2 separate regions of the Mus musculus genome follow, and region 2 is linked to region 1. Evidence: chromatin loops called from intact Hi-C (ENCODE). Cell type or tissue: gastrocnemius. All regions are shown on one strand.

What was found. A loop is a pair of places that touch in the nucleus more often than their neighbours do. Peaks named below come from ENCODE experiments on the same cell type or tissue, not always from the same donor. Only the 100,000 strongest peaks of a DNase experiment are listed, where the experiment ranks them.
Region 2: a loop joins it to region 1, with 14 times the contacts of the local background. A loop is called at or near these places in 33 of 42 quality-filtered maps.

What each region holds. Positions count from the first base shown.
Region 1 is chr2:146,466,113-146,474,112 of GRCm38, reverse strand. The region is part of intron 3 of Ralgapa2 (Ral GTPase activating protein, alpha subunit 2 (catalytic)); the gene reads left to right. Among named protein-coding and RNA genes, the nearest start is that of Ralgapa2, 42 kb to the left of the region's middle. In gastrocnemius, a CTCF peak has its summit at 4,181; a DNase peak (open chromatin) is centred at 2,982.
Region 2 is chr2:146,609,210-146,617,209 of GRCm38, reverse strand. No RefSeq gene overlaps it. Among named protein-coding and RNA genes, the nearest start is that of Gm52577, 38 kb to the right of the region's middle. In gastrocnemius, CTCF peaks have their summits at 4,092 (motif pointing right) and 4,838 (motif pointing left); DNase peaks (open chromatin) are centred at 4,102 and 4,855; H3K4me3 peaks cover 401 bases; H3K27ac peaks cover 232 bases.

The DNA.
Region 1 (8,000 bases):
GCTTCATGGGGATGCTTCTCATTCTTCTTCTTTACAATTTGTTTCATTGTTATTGTGGTTATGCCTAGATTTTTATTCTTTTAAAAACATTTATGTATCATTGCCAGATATTTCTAGATGTAGGATCTCAGAACATGAATTAAATGCTATCTGACATTGACCAGAATCTATTTCACAAGGGCCGTCCTGTTTAACCCTTCTGAAATAGATGACGTCTTTCTAGGTTTGTTTTTTTTGCGTTGGTGGTTATGTTGGTGGTGGTCATATGTACGGCTTTGACGTCTGAGCTACATTCTCTGTATGTCTCAGTTTTTAAAGATTTTATTTTTAATTATGTATGCATATGTGTGTGCATATGTGTATATGAGTCTGTGTGGGTTCATGCATGTGACTGTAGTACCTGTGAAGGCCAGAAGAGCCCATCAGATCTTCTGGAACTTTTACTAGATGTGGGTACTAAGAACTGAACTCAGGTCTTCAAGAACAGTATGCATTCTTAGTTGCTGAGCCATCTCTCCACCTTCATTTCTCAGCTTTTATAGAAGACAGGTGGGGAGGTCTGTGGAGTTAGGCGACCTTTCACAAATTGCACATTTATCAGGTAGTAACTCATAGAATTTACACTTGTGTTCTTAACTCTGTGGTAGTTACTTGTACAGTGGAATGAGGGGATGTTTAACTGGCTGAGGAACCTGAAGACTGGGCCTCAAGCTCATATTGTCTTCTCTTGAGAACCACCTAGATGCAGCCCCCAGGAGGTTATTTTAGTGATACCTAAGATTTGTTAATTAGGTGTGATCAGGCACCCTGATAGGAAAATGACTGCAATGAAGGAGAGGTTTTAATTATACTTGTTCTTGCCTTAAAGCTGGAGACATGTCACAGAGGGTCTTAGAGGTCACCCAGAGGTGAAATCAGCAGGTACAGAGAAAATTGAGGGCAGGAGTCTTTATTATGTTTAAAAAAATGGTCAAGACAAGTATACTAAGCTGAATTTAGGGTTATAGAGTTGAACCATTTGAGCTGACTCTAGGCTGGTTGTTCATATCCGAGTGATTCAGGAGGCTCAAGATTTGGAGAGCACAAGAAAGAATTTGGAATTAGTTGGTCTTAGGCCCTTTCTAGAAGAATTAGCTAACCCAAGGAGGGCCAGTTCTTCCCTTTAGAAAGGCCATAGATGTCAGACCACCAAGAATATAGAAAATAAGAAACTACCCTAATAGAAGAGCAGTCTGCTACCTTGAATGCCATCCCTTTCCAGCAGAGAAGTTGTATGGTTTAGAAGAAGCCTATTGTCAAGAAATAAGAAAACTTAAAATTTGATAGCAAGAAATTTCTTCACTCACCTATACCTGATTAAAACACACAGAGAAGAGGTTTCATTTACAGAGCCTGTGTGTGCTGTCATTGAACTTGTATACACTCTCCCTGCCAAACTCACAGACATCACAGAGTCTGAAATTATGGCTAAACACACTTGATTTTCAGAATCCTTATTCTAAATTTTATCAAAATTATTTCCCAGATTATACTATTTAAATCTTGCCATTATCCTTCTAGACACCCAAATGCTCTTTCTAGTCTGTAAAATGAGGCTCAGCTGGTCTGTCCTTCCCTCTCCCCAGGGGAGTCCTCCTCTGGAGAGCAACTCCCTCAGTTCCAGGCCACTTTGCCAGGTGTGTTTCTTCTCTGCCTGTTAAGCCATGTGCCTTTCTTTGCAGGGGCTTTAACCCTTTTCTTACCACCACTCTTTTACTGCTCAAACTCACTGAATAAATTCTGGTAAGTGTTGCTGGGATGAGGGATGGGGAATGCTTATTCTTCTAGTGAACTTGTGTAATAAACCATAGTGTGTGTGTTATTCCTTAATGTGGCTATGCCTTAGCCTCTTAATGAGGCCATAAAATTCCTCAGCCTAGCAGTCATTACTTTGTACTTGCTAATATTTATTGTTGAATTAAAGTCTCTTAAATTCTCAACCTCTGTTCATTGTAGTTATTTGGTACTTTTGTGTTAATAGCATTTTCCCCCACCTAGAACAAGCTAGATGGAAGAGACAAGGCTCAGATATGTCTGGGTCTAGATCGGCTTTGACAGCATTAAGCTGATGATTTTGATAGAGGTACCTACCTTCTTTGCTTTGGCTTCCAGGCCTAGAAATCAGGGGGTAGGACTAGTGAGCCTAGAAGTCACTTACAGGTCTGTTAACCCTCAAAACTGTAACTGCAGCTTTGTTTGAAGTGTCTACAATTTTTTTTAAATGTTTGAACTCTGGTTAGCCTTTTAAAATTACTTATTTTATGTATGTATGTATATATACCATGTATAGTGGAGAAGCTATGGAGTTTCCAGGCTACTACACCTGAAAGGTCATTCCTCTTTGTTAAACACAGGGTTAGATTTTCACTTTACTGTAGGTCTGTCCTTATGGGATTGGAGACTTCCAAGAATTAGGGTTTTACTGTAGTAGATTTCCTAGGCTTCTTAATAGTCCCAAGGTGCTATGGCTGTGGCCTCAGCATTGCTTGACTTCCATGGAGCAAGGAAACATGGCTTCAAAGCAGCTTTTTGGAAATATAAAATTGAAAAGTCATGCAAATTTCATTCTTTTGTATTCATGCTTTGGGATGAAAATGCCATTAATATAGCAGTAAATCAAATTACTTGGTCCCGTGTCTCTCCACCACACCTTATAGACTCATCCTTTACCCCCGCCTCCAAGCTAAAGGACATGAATTCCTCGTTCCAGGATAGGTCATTATGTCTCTTCTCTGTCCCTTCTTTGGTGGTCTGGGAAGCACTGAAGTGAGAGGTAAATTGCAGCAGGTGAGCTGCACAGTGGGTACAGGTGATGCCTGGGCCTTTTGAAAGGCACACAGATGAAGGGCACACAGATGAAGGGCATGAATAACCACAGGCACGGGTGTCTGCATTTCCCTCAGTACGCAGGGTGGCATAAGTACGTTATCTTCCCTCCCCAAAGATTGTGGGGATGCTGGATCAGAGCCAGGGCGTTCATTTGCAAAGCCTTGCCCACAGCTGTGTTCAGGAGTTATTGTATGACCGCTGGTGAGCCTAGGGCTGCAGTAGGTTTTACATGTCACTTTAGCAGATTTCCATGGTGGGTTTCTTCCTCAATGCTCAGGTGAGCTTTGTAGAGAGAATGAGTTTAGCTTCTCATGATTTCTCCAAGTAAGGAAAAGAGACTTTCAACTTCTTTCCTGAAATCGGTCACATGGCTTGTCCCAGCACTGTGTTAGGAGCTCTGCAAGTAGGGTGAAACCAAAGTCTGGCTTTCATTCCTCTGACACTGCTTTGGATTTGAGTGCCACCCCTAGCTTGATTGTTGATTTTATTACTATCTCTTCTTGGTGCATGCATTTACTGGATACTAAATCCAGTAAATACTAAGGGGCATGTTAAAACATAGGATTCAGGTCTCTCTCTCTCTCTCTTATCATAGTTATTCTGATGTCTGTTTTTGTTTGTGAACTGAACAAACTGGAAGATAGAAAAGATATAAATGTTTAGCTTATTTTGGACATAATTTGCTTATTCTATTGTGCTATATTAATAGTTTGAATTAGAGGACCAAGGTCTGAGGTGAAGGTATTTGTTTTCAGTGGATAAGTTAACTGCCACACTGCAGGACTGCAGCCTCTCTTATGATTTGGGATCTCGAGGTGAGAAACTTGGGATTGGCCCAACAGAGTGTACTGAATTACTCAGTTCACCTTGGAGGAAGGGAACCTGGAGACAAGACGTTTGTGGAAGTCTGAAATTACATTCTTGTGATTGATTATCTGCCTTAGCAAGGTGCCTTACCCACCCCATCGTGGTAGCAACTGACCTGTGGTAACTGACACCCTCAAAGAAGATCACGTAGACGAGAGATAGGAAATGTACACACGAATCCTTTCGAGATAATAGAAGAGAGCGCACATCAAGACTTAATGGCAGGCCATTCACAATAACAAGTTAGCAGGTGGTGTTATGGTCGAACAGAGCACGTCTTCTCCTTTTACAATGTTCTCACAATAATGTAGAGACCTAGTTTGTATGAATTGGTTTCTTTTTAAAAAATATTCGCTTAGAAGAGAGCTGTACAGGTGCTTGCTGTTTTGTGTGTTTTCGCTGGCTTGTTTTGTGTGGTTTATAACACAGTAGCTGTTAGAGAGCGACATCTAGTGTTTGTGCAAGTGACACTGGGTAGGAAGGAAAGAGCTAGCTTGAAGCCTTCCTTCCCTGCAGCTAATCCTTAGAGCAGGGACATTTACTGATGACAGTGTGGCCAGTCCCACAATAGCCTACAGGTCTGTAGTACATCTAGTGTCATTTCAATCTTAAGTTTCTGAGGTGGCAGCAACCAAGCATTGCATGCATGCTCTGCTGTTTCTGTCTCCTTCCCTATGCAGATTCTCTCAAAGTGAATTTTTTTTTAAATAAAAGAACGATATGGAAAGGAGAGCCAATTAGATATGCTAGTACAAAATAGAAGAGGATGAAAGACATATAGATTTTAGCCAAAAACCAGAAGCTTGCGTGAATTGGAGACTAACTAAAGGGCGTGACTGACACCTTTTATGTGAGTTTCATGTGTACAAAGACGACTTCTTAGAGCTGACCTTTCTTCAGGGCAAAGCTCACCTCTTATGGCAGAATTTTATGCTACAAAGTTGAGAGTCTATGAGACATCCTAGTGAGGTGTTTTCTTAGAGAGGGTTAGACCTGAATATGATGTGCAAGTGAAAAGATAAACTTATAAAATGTATCATGTTTCTGCTTCCAAGGCTTCAAATGTTTGAAAGTTTATGTGTTAGTGCGTAATGGGAATGCTTTCCTGTTTTGTCTGTGGTTCTGCACATCTCATGCTCCATCCGGCAGAGGAGTATCTAACCAACTAGTCTATAGGCATCAGTCCTCTGCTCTCTCCCTCAGCCTCTCCAGTGCTCTCCTGCAATGCAGTGCTGGTTCCCATTGCCATCTGGGCTGTTGCACTCCCAGCACTCTCTCAAGGGCCCTCTTCATCTGGTCTCTGCCTCCTCATTCCTGTCTTATTCTTGTCCCTATTGGCAACCTTTGGAAGTCCTCAGAGCAGCAGAAAAGCTTTCTGGGGGTGGGGTGGACACTGTTTAATCTTCCTGAAATGCCCTTCTCTTGTAGGCTCACCCTTTGTTTTCTTAAGGATTTTGTTCAGAGATATTTCTGCCTTTTCCCCTTAGATTATGCTGTCAAGGCAGAGATAGTGCTTCTTTTGTCTATCTCTAGTCTTTCTCATGGTACCTGGCACAGAATGGGTACTTAACAAGAATATTAATTAATTAGTTTATTAAAAGGTAACTTAAACCTATACCATCTGAATGGTGCATTTATTGAATTTATTATTTTCTTGTGAGTACATGTCTCTTGCATTTCTTATTTCTCAGCATTTTGAACAATTTATATCTACATTATTTTATTATAATATTTTCAGTTGCTATTTCTCTTATATTAAATGATTTGGAGAATCTATTTTTATTAACATATTAAATGCCAGTTATGTAAATACAGCTCACTGCTACAGGATCTTTATGCTCTATTCTTATTAGGGAACTACTTTGATTAATCCTTGTTGCTAGAAGGTGAATTATGTACTTTGTTGAAGAAGGGAAGATATGTGGCTGATATAATTCTAGCTCAGAAACACCTTTCCTTAAACTTCAGATATATAAAAGCATACGTAGGTGACTATATAATTTTCAGATCATTACCACCCACCCTTTAATGTGTATGTCTGAGGTAGATGTAATTTGCTTCAGAAACACCAGGAACTGCATTGCTGTATAGGCCCATGGTGTGCTTTGGGTCCCTGTTGTCCTCACTTTCTCACTGTCCTGACGTCCACTCTGTGACTCATGATCACTTCACCGCAGCTGATGAAAAGGCCAAGGTCAGCCTTGTTGCTGTTGTTTAAGGAATATACTACATTTTCTATTTGGTTTTTGCCTAGTGCTTTTTAGATTTATATTGAATTTACAACTTTAAGTGTGTTTTGTCCAGGCATTTCTTGTGTGTGTTCTTTTATGTGGTTCTGGGGAGTTCGTGATGTGTACTGTACTGGCTCATGGGGTAATCTGTAATAGTCTAGTTTAGTGCTAACCATGCTTTCCATCCTCATTAGTTAATATTTTATGATTTCAGAAGGTTATCTAATTACATATCTACTTCATTAGTTTCCCCAAGTTTTCATCATCTCTTCAATATAACACTTGAGTCTTTAAGAACATAAATCAGAAACACTAAAACTCAATTTTCCTTTTTATTTACTTTGTTTTTGAGGACACATTTCAATTTTTCTTTGGGATTGTCTCTTTTGTGGAACCATCATTGCAGCTGCATGGTACTTGCATGGAATAAAGTCACCCCCCACCCCCCGCCCTTTTTGCTGCTTTGGGTTAACTTAAGTAAACAAAAACCTTTGTCATTAGGATACCTTTGTCTTTTTAGGTCTTCATTGATGTCCTAGTTAGGGTTTACTGCTGTGAACAGACACTGTGACCAAGGCAACTCTTACAAGGACAACATTTAATTGGGGCTGACTTACAGGGCTAGAGGTTCAGTCCATTATCACTAAGGTAGGAACATGGCAGCATCCAGGCAGGAGGAGCTGAGAGGTCTACATCTTTATCTGAAGGCTGCTAGCAAAAGACTGACTTCCAGGCAACTAGGATGACGGTCTTAAAGCCCACACTCACAGTGACACACCTATTCCAACAGGGCCACATCTCCAAATAGTGCTACTCCCTGGGCCAAGCATATTCAAACCATGACAATTGATAATCAGGTTTTCAGTATCTTGGTTGATTAAAAAAAATGTAGAATGTCTGATATGTCTCTCTTTAAAAACAGTATGTTCCATATTTATTTTAAATGTCCTTTTTGTGTTGTTTGCTTGTTTGTTTGTTTGTTTGTTTTTCGAGACAGGATTTCTCTGTATAGCCCTGGCTGTCCTGGAACTCACTCTGTAGACCAGGCTGGCTTCAAACTCAGAAATCCGATTGCCTCTGCCTCCCAAGTGCTGGGATTAAAGGCCTGAGCCACCACGCCCAGCCTTTTTTGTATTGTAAATTAAGTCTAAGTTCTTAGAGATTTTAAGTCTGTTTTCTCCTGGGCTAAGAAATCATTATCTTTTAAGCAATGACCTAAGCATGTATTGAGATGTAAAATGTTTGGAGACACAGTTACATTTTCAGTTTTATTAACTGCCACCTAGTGCTTCCCTGCCATGGTTGGTTGGTTGGTTGATTTCTTGATTTCTTTCTTCTTTCTTTTCCTTCCCCTTACCTTTTTTTTTTTTTTGACAGGATTTCTCTGTGTAGCCTTGGCTGTCCTGGAGCTCTATAGACCAGGCTGGCCTCAAACTCATGTGTGTGTGTGTGTGTGTGTGTGTGTGTGTGTGTGTGTGTGTGTACTAAAACTAGAATTCCTTTGATTTCTTTTCATGACTTTTTATCGATCTGTTTGCTTGTGCCACTGCTTATTAGAAAATATTGTGTGCTAGGCACTGGTCCTGATGTTGAGGATACTTGATGTATCACTAAAGTGTAAGTCCTTTCTCCCAGGGAATCCAGCTGTAATGGCAGAGTGGGCCTTATGCCTGTCCACCTGAGAAGAATGCTGGAAGGTTGTTTTGAAGTGGTTGCGTTCCAGGAGGTGAAATGTGAATTTAGTATTTACAGTGACCAATAGGAATCTGACAATACAGAACTGTGTTTTACTTATTCCATAACAGCATGCTGAGAGATTAAGTAGTATTGTGTAGTAGAAAGGATTTCTGGTATAAGTAATAAAGCATTTTTTTGAGCTAAAATGTATTCATTTTATTGTTAAGATTATCTGTTTGTTTGTTTTAGCTCTGTCTTACTTGAATTTAAAGGTTCTAAACAAGTATTGACCGCTAGTGAAAATACTCTGTTTATATCAGAGTTGAGTTATTTTTAGTAACTGGTAAAAATCCACCA
Region 2 (8,000 bases), 140 kb before region 1:
TTCTGGTGTGCTGGAGACAGCATACTCATATCAATCAATCAATCAATCTTAAGGAAAACAGTTGAACACTTTAAGCTTGGCTTAACTGACCATCCTAGTAGGAGCATGAAACTTCAGTGCTGAGGGTGATTTGAATTGTGAGAGCCCAGCTCAAGAAGTCTCAGAAGGGAAGAATATTAATATGTGGCCTAGAGACAATTCTTGTGATAATTGGGATAAAGAATGTGGCTACTTTTTGTCCTTGTGTGAAAAATCTACCTGAGGCTAAACTGAAGAGTTTGGGATTAATGGACTTGGCGGGGGACTTTTCAAAACAGTCTAGTATTGACTGTGTCCCATGACTATTGATGGCCAGTTTTACGCAGATCTATAGTGAAAAGGAACAAGCCGAGCAAGAAAAAATACAAAATGTACAGTTTGAGGAGAAAGTGGGCATCAGGAAGTTTGAACAAGTTAAAGAAAAGCATAGGAATAAGGGAGATGCAACAGCCAGCTAAACTTCCAGCTTGTGAAAGGGAATTTTAGAAAAGCTTTGGGCCAGTCACAGTGGCACCTGCCTTAACTCCCAACACTCTAGAGGCAGAAACAGATGGATCTCTAGGTTTGAGACAGGCCTGGTCTACAGAAAGACTTCCAGTACAGCCAAGCATAGGCAGTAAAAGAAACTAGCAAAAACAGAAATCTGGTGAAAATATAGTTAAACAAGGGGAGCCATGTTCTAGCCTCTGTAAGTTGAAGAACTTGGTAGCTTTAGCCACATGGTTCTGGCTTTAGAGTCCAGGATACAAGGAAGGGGGTATGGAATCTGAGACTAAGGAAAGTCACTGTGGCCAGATGTGTGGCAGGGGTGTCCCTGCATGGAGGCCCTGAGAGGCCATTGCATAAAGCTGTGAGGTCAAAGTCTATATTACCTTGGAGACCCCAAGACATTGGAGATGCCAGAGTCATCGGATTTCTACTGAGGAAAGCTGCTAACGGGGAGTGGAACCAGTCCAAGAGAAAGAAGTGTGTTGTAATCAACAAAGCTGAAAAAGAGCTGGAGACCTGAAGAGCATTTGACATCAGACATGGAGATGCACAGTTTGAGGTTTGCCCAGCTGATTTTCATCCTTGTTTTGGTCCACTATCTCCTCACTTTACTCCCTTTTAGAACAGCAATGTACATTTTGTGCCATTATATGCCACAAGTATGTGATCTGCCTTTTCAGTTGAATTTACAGAAGAATTGCCGTTAAGAACCTGCACGGGTCTCAGAAGAAACTTTGGATTTTTAAACAGGGTTGAGACTGTTTAGACTATGGGGACTTTGAAGTTGGACTGAGTGCATTTCTGCATTATGATGTAGACAAGCTTATGGGGCCTATGCAATGGAGTGTGCTGGTTTGGAAGAAAATGGCCTACATAGGCTCATAGTGAATGGTACAATTAGAAGATATGGCCTTGTTAGAATAGGTGTGGCCTTGTTAGAGTAAATATGACATTGTTGGAGAAAGTATGTCATTGGAGGTGGACTTTGAGGTCATAGTGCTCAAGTCAGGCCCAGTGTGACATTCTCTTTTTTGCTGTCTGCCAATCTGGATGTAGAAATCTCACTAGCTGCCCAGTACTATGTGTGCCCAAATGCCACCATGCTACCTAGCATGGTAACCATGAACTAAACCTCTGAGCTGTAAGCCAGCCCCAATTAGATTCTTTCTTTTATAAGAGTTGCCATAGTTATGATGTCTCTTCACAGAAATAGAAACCCTAACACAAAGAGTGAACCAAAATTTTATTTCTCTGTTTCTCTCCCTGTGTCTTCTGTCTGTCTATAGTTTGTGGTCTGTGACTTGTCTATTGTGCCTGTGTGTTGTGCCAGCCTGTTGTATGTGCATCTGAACTCTCTTTCCTGTGTTTGTTGCTAACAAAGTGTTTTATTCTATATCTATTGAATAGCAATAAAAGCATGGTATGGAAAAGATATGAAGAATAGCTTTTTACAGAATTTCTTTAACAGACTTTTACAAAGGAAAAAGTTACATTACTGGCCCCTACTGACCCAGAATAGCACTCAAAACACAGAATAGCACTCAATCACAAACCAAAGTTATCAACCTCTCTATCCACTTATTGGTTACAACATTTATTTGGTTCAAGGTTGCTTTCAACCTGTTGGTGGCTTTCATCAAATGATTACAATACACATCACATATGCACACACTATTCTGGGTCGCAGGCATAGAAGAGCAAATAAGTTAAAATTGAAGCTATGCATTAGCTTATAAAGTTGATTACATGGGAAACTCAAGGCATAGCATGGTTAGGGACATCACTGTCTTAAGTGGTTAAACTTAAACAGGGTAAGTAGGTTAAGTACATCGTCTTTTATTAACTGGCAAAAGTTCAGTATCTTTTAAGATGAGGGATATTTTCAGAAAAAAATATATCACCACTTGGCCAGCCCAGTGATCACCAAGGTGGTCTTTGAGGTGGTCAGCTGCACTGTCCAGTCTGATGGTCAATGACAGAGATCATTTTTGTGGTCCTCTATATGATCAGCCACAGTGGTCACTTTACGATCACTGTCCTGATCAGTTGTATGATCCACTGTGACGGCCAGCCACTGTGGTCATTTTTGTGGTCACTTTTGTGGTCACTTGCAGTGTCCAAGTTGCTGATCAGCCATACTGATTACTGCTATGGTCACTTAGGGGGGACATTTCTTATTTTTGCTTTTTGTGGTCAGTTTTTGGTTTGGTTTTGTGGTCAGGCTAATCTGATGGAGGCATTTTCTCTTCTGAGGTTCTGTCTTCTCAGATGACTTGCCTTGTGTGAAGTTGACAAAACCCAGCCAGCACCCCCAGGAACTCTGGCCTGAGGAGTCCCTCTAAGGATTGCTGCTGTCCCTCTCACCTTACCTCCCTTCTCACCCACCAGAGGGTCTCTCCTGTCAACAGATCATTCCCTGACCCCTGCTAGGGTTTGTGCTAGTGTGGAGACACTATGTTACAGTCGCTATGGAGATCCAGAACCGCCCCAGATGCTGTGAATAATCTGCACCCAAGAGGAGTGAGCAAAGCCACTCAGCAACAATTCCTTCTCTGGCAGGTATGAATGTTCCCGTCAGGAGCGGAAGAGTGACCCCTGTAAGGGCTGGGTAGTGAATCTGAGCACGAGAACACATTTTCTTTTTGATTGGTGCCAGATGCTGTTTAGAGAGGCGTGGCACCACACACTGACGACTGTTCACACTTCTGCAGTAGACTTAAAGTATTTTTTTAAAAGATACAAGATATCAGGCATATTGTGGAGCACAACTGTAATCCAAGTTGGGAGACTGAGCCAGCAGGATCTCAAGTTGCAGGCTAGCCTGAGCTACAGAACAAGACTGTCTCAAAAGAAAAACTATAATAAGCACACACACACATACACACACACAAACACACAGGACTGTATTTCTGTATTCCTTCTTTGACCATTCACAGAATTATCAAACAATGAGCCCTGCAGTTTCACAGGGAACAAAGGAAGGGGACTGAACTCTGTAAGAGAGTCCAAGTTTATCATAGGGAGAAGTTTGCTCTGGGAAAAGGACCTGTGTATACAACACTGGGTGAGGAGTCTATGGTACAGCATATATTTGCAGCTTAGGAATCCATCTGCAAAACACTGAATGAAATCTTGGTTTTATATAATATCCTTAGCCCCCTTTGGTTCAAGATTGAGTGGCTTGGGCTGGGTTGAAGCCCATTGATGATACATTTACCTAGTGGCTACCACACGTTGGTTGGATAGAAAGTCAAAGACTTTCACTTTATCAACTCCAAAGCAGTGTGGGAACTGAGGAATAGAAGATACAGGAGGCACCAGGCTCTGTACTTCAGTTCTCAATGGCTGGTTTTCCACCTGCTATGGGGCCCATTTGTCTCCTCTTGTGTCAGGCTAGGACGATGCCACTCGGGAGACCAGACTAAAGGCAGACTCCTCCTTCCTCTGACTGACAGCCTGAAGCTGCTTTTTCTAAGAGAGTTACAAGTTTTAAGAGTATCCCGAGTTCCCTGAGACCCCCAAATGAATTTCCTAGCTTTCCTAAGCAATTCTAGATCTTCTCCAGCAGAGGGCGCGCGCGAGGAGCTGGTCGAAATGTGCGCCCGAAAGCATTAGTCAATAAAACAGCAGCTAGGTGATCCCAAAGAAGCAGCGGCTGCTGCTGCTGCTGCTGCTGCTGCTTTTGTCCGCCCCCCCACCCCCCAGCCCCCGCTCGTGATTTTCCACCCCAGAGCGCAAAGCCCAGCCCTTCTCCACCACTGATGGTGCAGGAAACAGGCCCTGGAACACTATCCCAATCCAAAGTACAAGTTGTCATGATGGTCACACTGAAGAACTACTTTGGAGCTCAGCATTTTTTTAGGGACCCATTGTGGAAATCTTCTTTCACTGGTCACAGGTTTCTCTGCATATCTCAGAGTGAACCTCCATTTTTTACAATGCAGTTTGTTTTCCTTGCTCTCCCCAAACCCCCTTGAGAGGAAATTGAGAACTCACTGGGAGAAATAGTTACATAAGACGTTTTCCAAACACTACAAGGTCACTCGAGTCGCCTGAATAAAGCATGTTGTTTGAATGCGTCCAGACAGTATCACTAAGAATTGTTCAGTCAACATTTTATTCCTTTAATTAACCCCTCAAATATGTCCAAATGACCAACGGATTTAATGAAAATATGCAAAAAGGAAGTTTTTTTTTTAAATAATTGTTTCTAATTAAATTGATGGATTTATTCTGATTTGTTTCTCTCTGGAGGCCTGTGGAATCTTGCAGTCTTGGTTGTTGAAGGGAATGCTGCCACCTGGTGGCTATGGGAGGTACTATTCGCAGCTGACAGCCAGCTTTCAGCAAGCTGACCCACCCAAGGGACCTCCCCTGCCCAAGGGTGTAGCCACTCCGGGGTGTAGCTCATCTAATAAATGGACAGGATGGGGGTTCTGTCTCTGTCCTTGCTAGTAGATTGTGTCAACTTGACAAAAGCTAGAGTCATTTTGGGAGAAGGACTCTCAACTTAGAAAATACCACCACTAGGTTGGTCTGTGAGCATGTTTGTTGACTGATGATCGATGTGGGAGGGGTCAGATCACTGCAGGCAGTGCCACTCGTAGGATGGTGATCCTGGGTGCTAGTAGGAAGCAGAGTGAGCACGCCAGTAAGCAGCACTTCTCCATGGCCTCTGCATCAGCTCCTGCTTGGAGGTTCCTGCCCTGATAAACCCTTTCCTCCCCACGTTCTTCTTGGTTGAGATGCTTTGTCACAGCAACAGTAGCCCTGACTGATACATGTCCCTTGCCCATGTAGGGGTGATTCTGAATGTACCTCCCCCCACCCTGGTGCCATCCCTACTTTCCTGCTAACTTCCAGAAGAAGGGCCAAGTCACATTGTCCTATAGAAGAAACTACATAAGAAGGACAATTTGGTGATTGTGATATGGTACCCAGTCTCTGGTCACCCATGACCATTGCACCAGCATCCCTCCTTCCCCTCAGACTAAGGGACGACCTAGTAGTACCAACTGACAAAGGATAGAAAGGCAGAACTTGTTCTATGGATGTTATTTTAAAATCCAAAGCATCTCCCCCCACAGGCCCATATTTGCGTGCTTGCGACACTCATCTGAAGGTCACCAAATCTTTAGGAGGTGCTGGCAGACTGAGGTCACTTCTAGGTCTGTGAAGATTATGACCTTCCCTGGTGGTGGCCTCCATCTTTGCTTCCAGGTCCACAGTGATGAGAAGAAGCTCTAGTTCATGCTACTCATGCTACCCACACCTATCCTACCGTCATGAACTGAAATCTCTAAAACATGAACCAAAAGAAATCTTCCCTCTACTAAGTTGTTGTGGTTGGGCCTTTTGTCACCGTGACGAGAAATAGTGCAGGATGAGAATTGGCAGCAAATGTACTCAGCCCCATTCAGTGCGGTCACAAAACATAGTCACAGGGGGCTGTTCTCAAATGCATGGGGCTTCAGGCACATGGAAAGTGTGGCAGTTTGAATAAAAATGTCCCTGTAGGCTCATGGGGAGTGGCAGTTTGAGGAGGTGTGGTCTTGGAGTGGGTGTGGTCTTGTTGGAAGAAGTATGTCACTGGGGGTGGGGTTTGAGGTGTCAGATGCTCAAGGCAGGCCCAGTGCCATTCTCTTGTTCTGCTGACTGCTGATCCAGACATAAAACTCTCAGCTGCCTCTCTAGCACCATGTCTACCTGCATGCCGCTGTGCTTCCCACCATGGTGACAATGGTAACTGACTATCACAGAGGACACTACAATTGAGCACCACAATATCCACTATATCTGGCCACACTGATGAATACTACAGTGACCACAAGATCTGATCATCACAGTAGACGCTACGGTCAACCACCATAGTAATCACTACTGCTGACCACATAGATGGCCACCACACAGGGACCACTATGATTAACCATCACAGTGAACACCTCAACTGACCTCCCTGATGGCCATTACAGCTGACCACATTGAGGACCACCATAATGATTGTCTTAGTTAGGGTTTCATTGCTGTGAAGGGACAACCTGACTAAGGTGACTCTTATAAAGGCAAACATTTCATTGGGGCTGGCTTACAGTTTCAGAGGTTCGGTCCATTGTCATTGTGACACGAAGTGTAGTAGAGTGCAGGAAGAGAGAATTCTAATCTTGATCCACAGGCAGTAGAAGGGGACTGTCTTCTACAGGCAGCCAGGAGGCATAGGAGACTTCAAAGCCCACCCCACAGTGACACACTTCCTCCAAACAGTGACACACTTCCTCCAACAAGGCCACAGCTTCTAATAGTGCCACTCCCTATGACTAAGCATTCAAACACATAAGTCTATGGGGGTCATACGTATACAAACTATCACATTCCACTTCCTGGCTCCCATAGGCTTATAGCCACAACATAATGCAAAATGCATTTAGTCAAACTTCAAAAGTCCCCAAAGTCTGTCGCAGTCTCAACAATGTTTAAAAGTTCAAAGTCTCTTCTGAGATTCATGCAATCTCTTAACTGCAATCCCCTATAATATCAAAATCAAAAAAGAAAAAGAGATCACATACTTCCAACATACAATGGCACAGGATATACATCATTATTCCAAACTGCAAGGAAGGGAGGAAATACTGGACCAAAGCAAGACTAAAAACCAGTTGGGCAAACTCCAACCTCTGAATCTCCACATCTGATGGCAAAATGTTCTTCATATCTCCAACTCCTTTCAACTTTGCTGACTACCAAAATGACCATGGCAGTGACCAGAATAGCTGACCATCACAGTGGATGCTAGAAGTGACCACAAAAGTGACCACTATGTCTGACCTTCATGGTGGGCATTATAACTGACCACCAAAATGGCTACTAAAGTTGACCATCACAGTGGAAACTACAACTGACCACCAGAGTGACCATGACAGTGACCACTATGACTGGCCATCATAGTTGACACTATCACTGACTACCAGAGTGACCACAAAAGTGACTGCCATAGCAGACCATCTAAATGGACACTGCAGCTGGCCACAAAAGTGACCAAAAAGGTGATAAGTATGACTGACCATCATAGTAGACACTACAACTGACCACCAAGGAGACTGCAACAGTGTCCACTAGGATTGTCCATCAGAGTGTATGTGACAGTGACCACTTGGGTGATCATCACGGTGGATACTACATTACAAATGACCACCTACGTGACCACTTTGACTGACCATCACAATGATAACAAAACTGACCATCTCACTGATCATCATAGCCACCTCTATAGTTGACCATTATGGTGAAAACTACAAGTGACCATCACAGTGACTCACACTGGTCATCTCAGTGACCATCACAGTTACCACCATAGAGACCACAATTGCTGATCACCACAGTGAACACTACAACTGACCACTTTAATATCCCACATAATGATCACACTCTAGCTGACCATCACAGTGACCCAAGCTGACCACCATAGTCACCTTTAT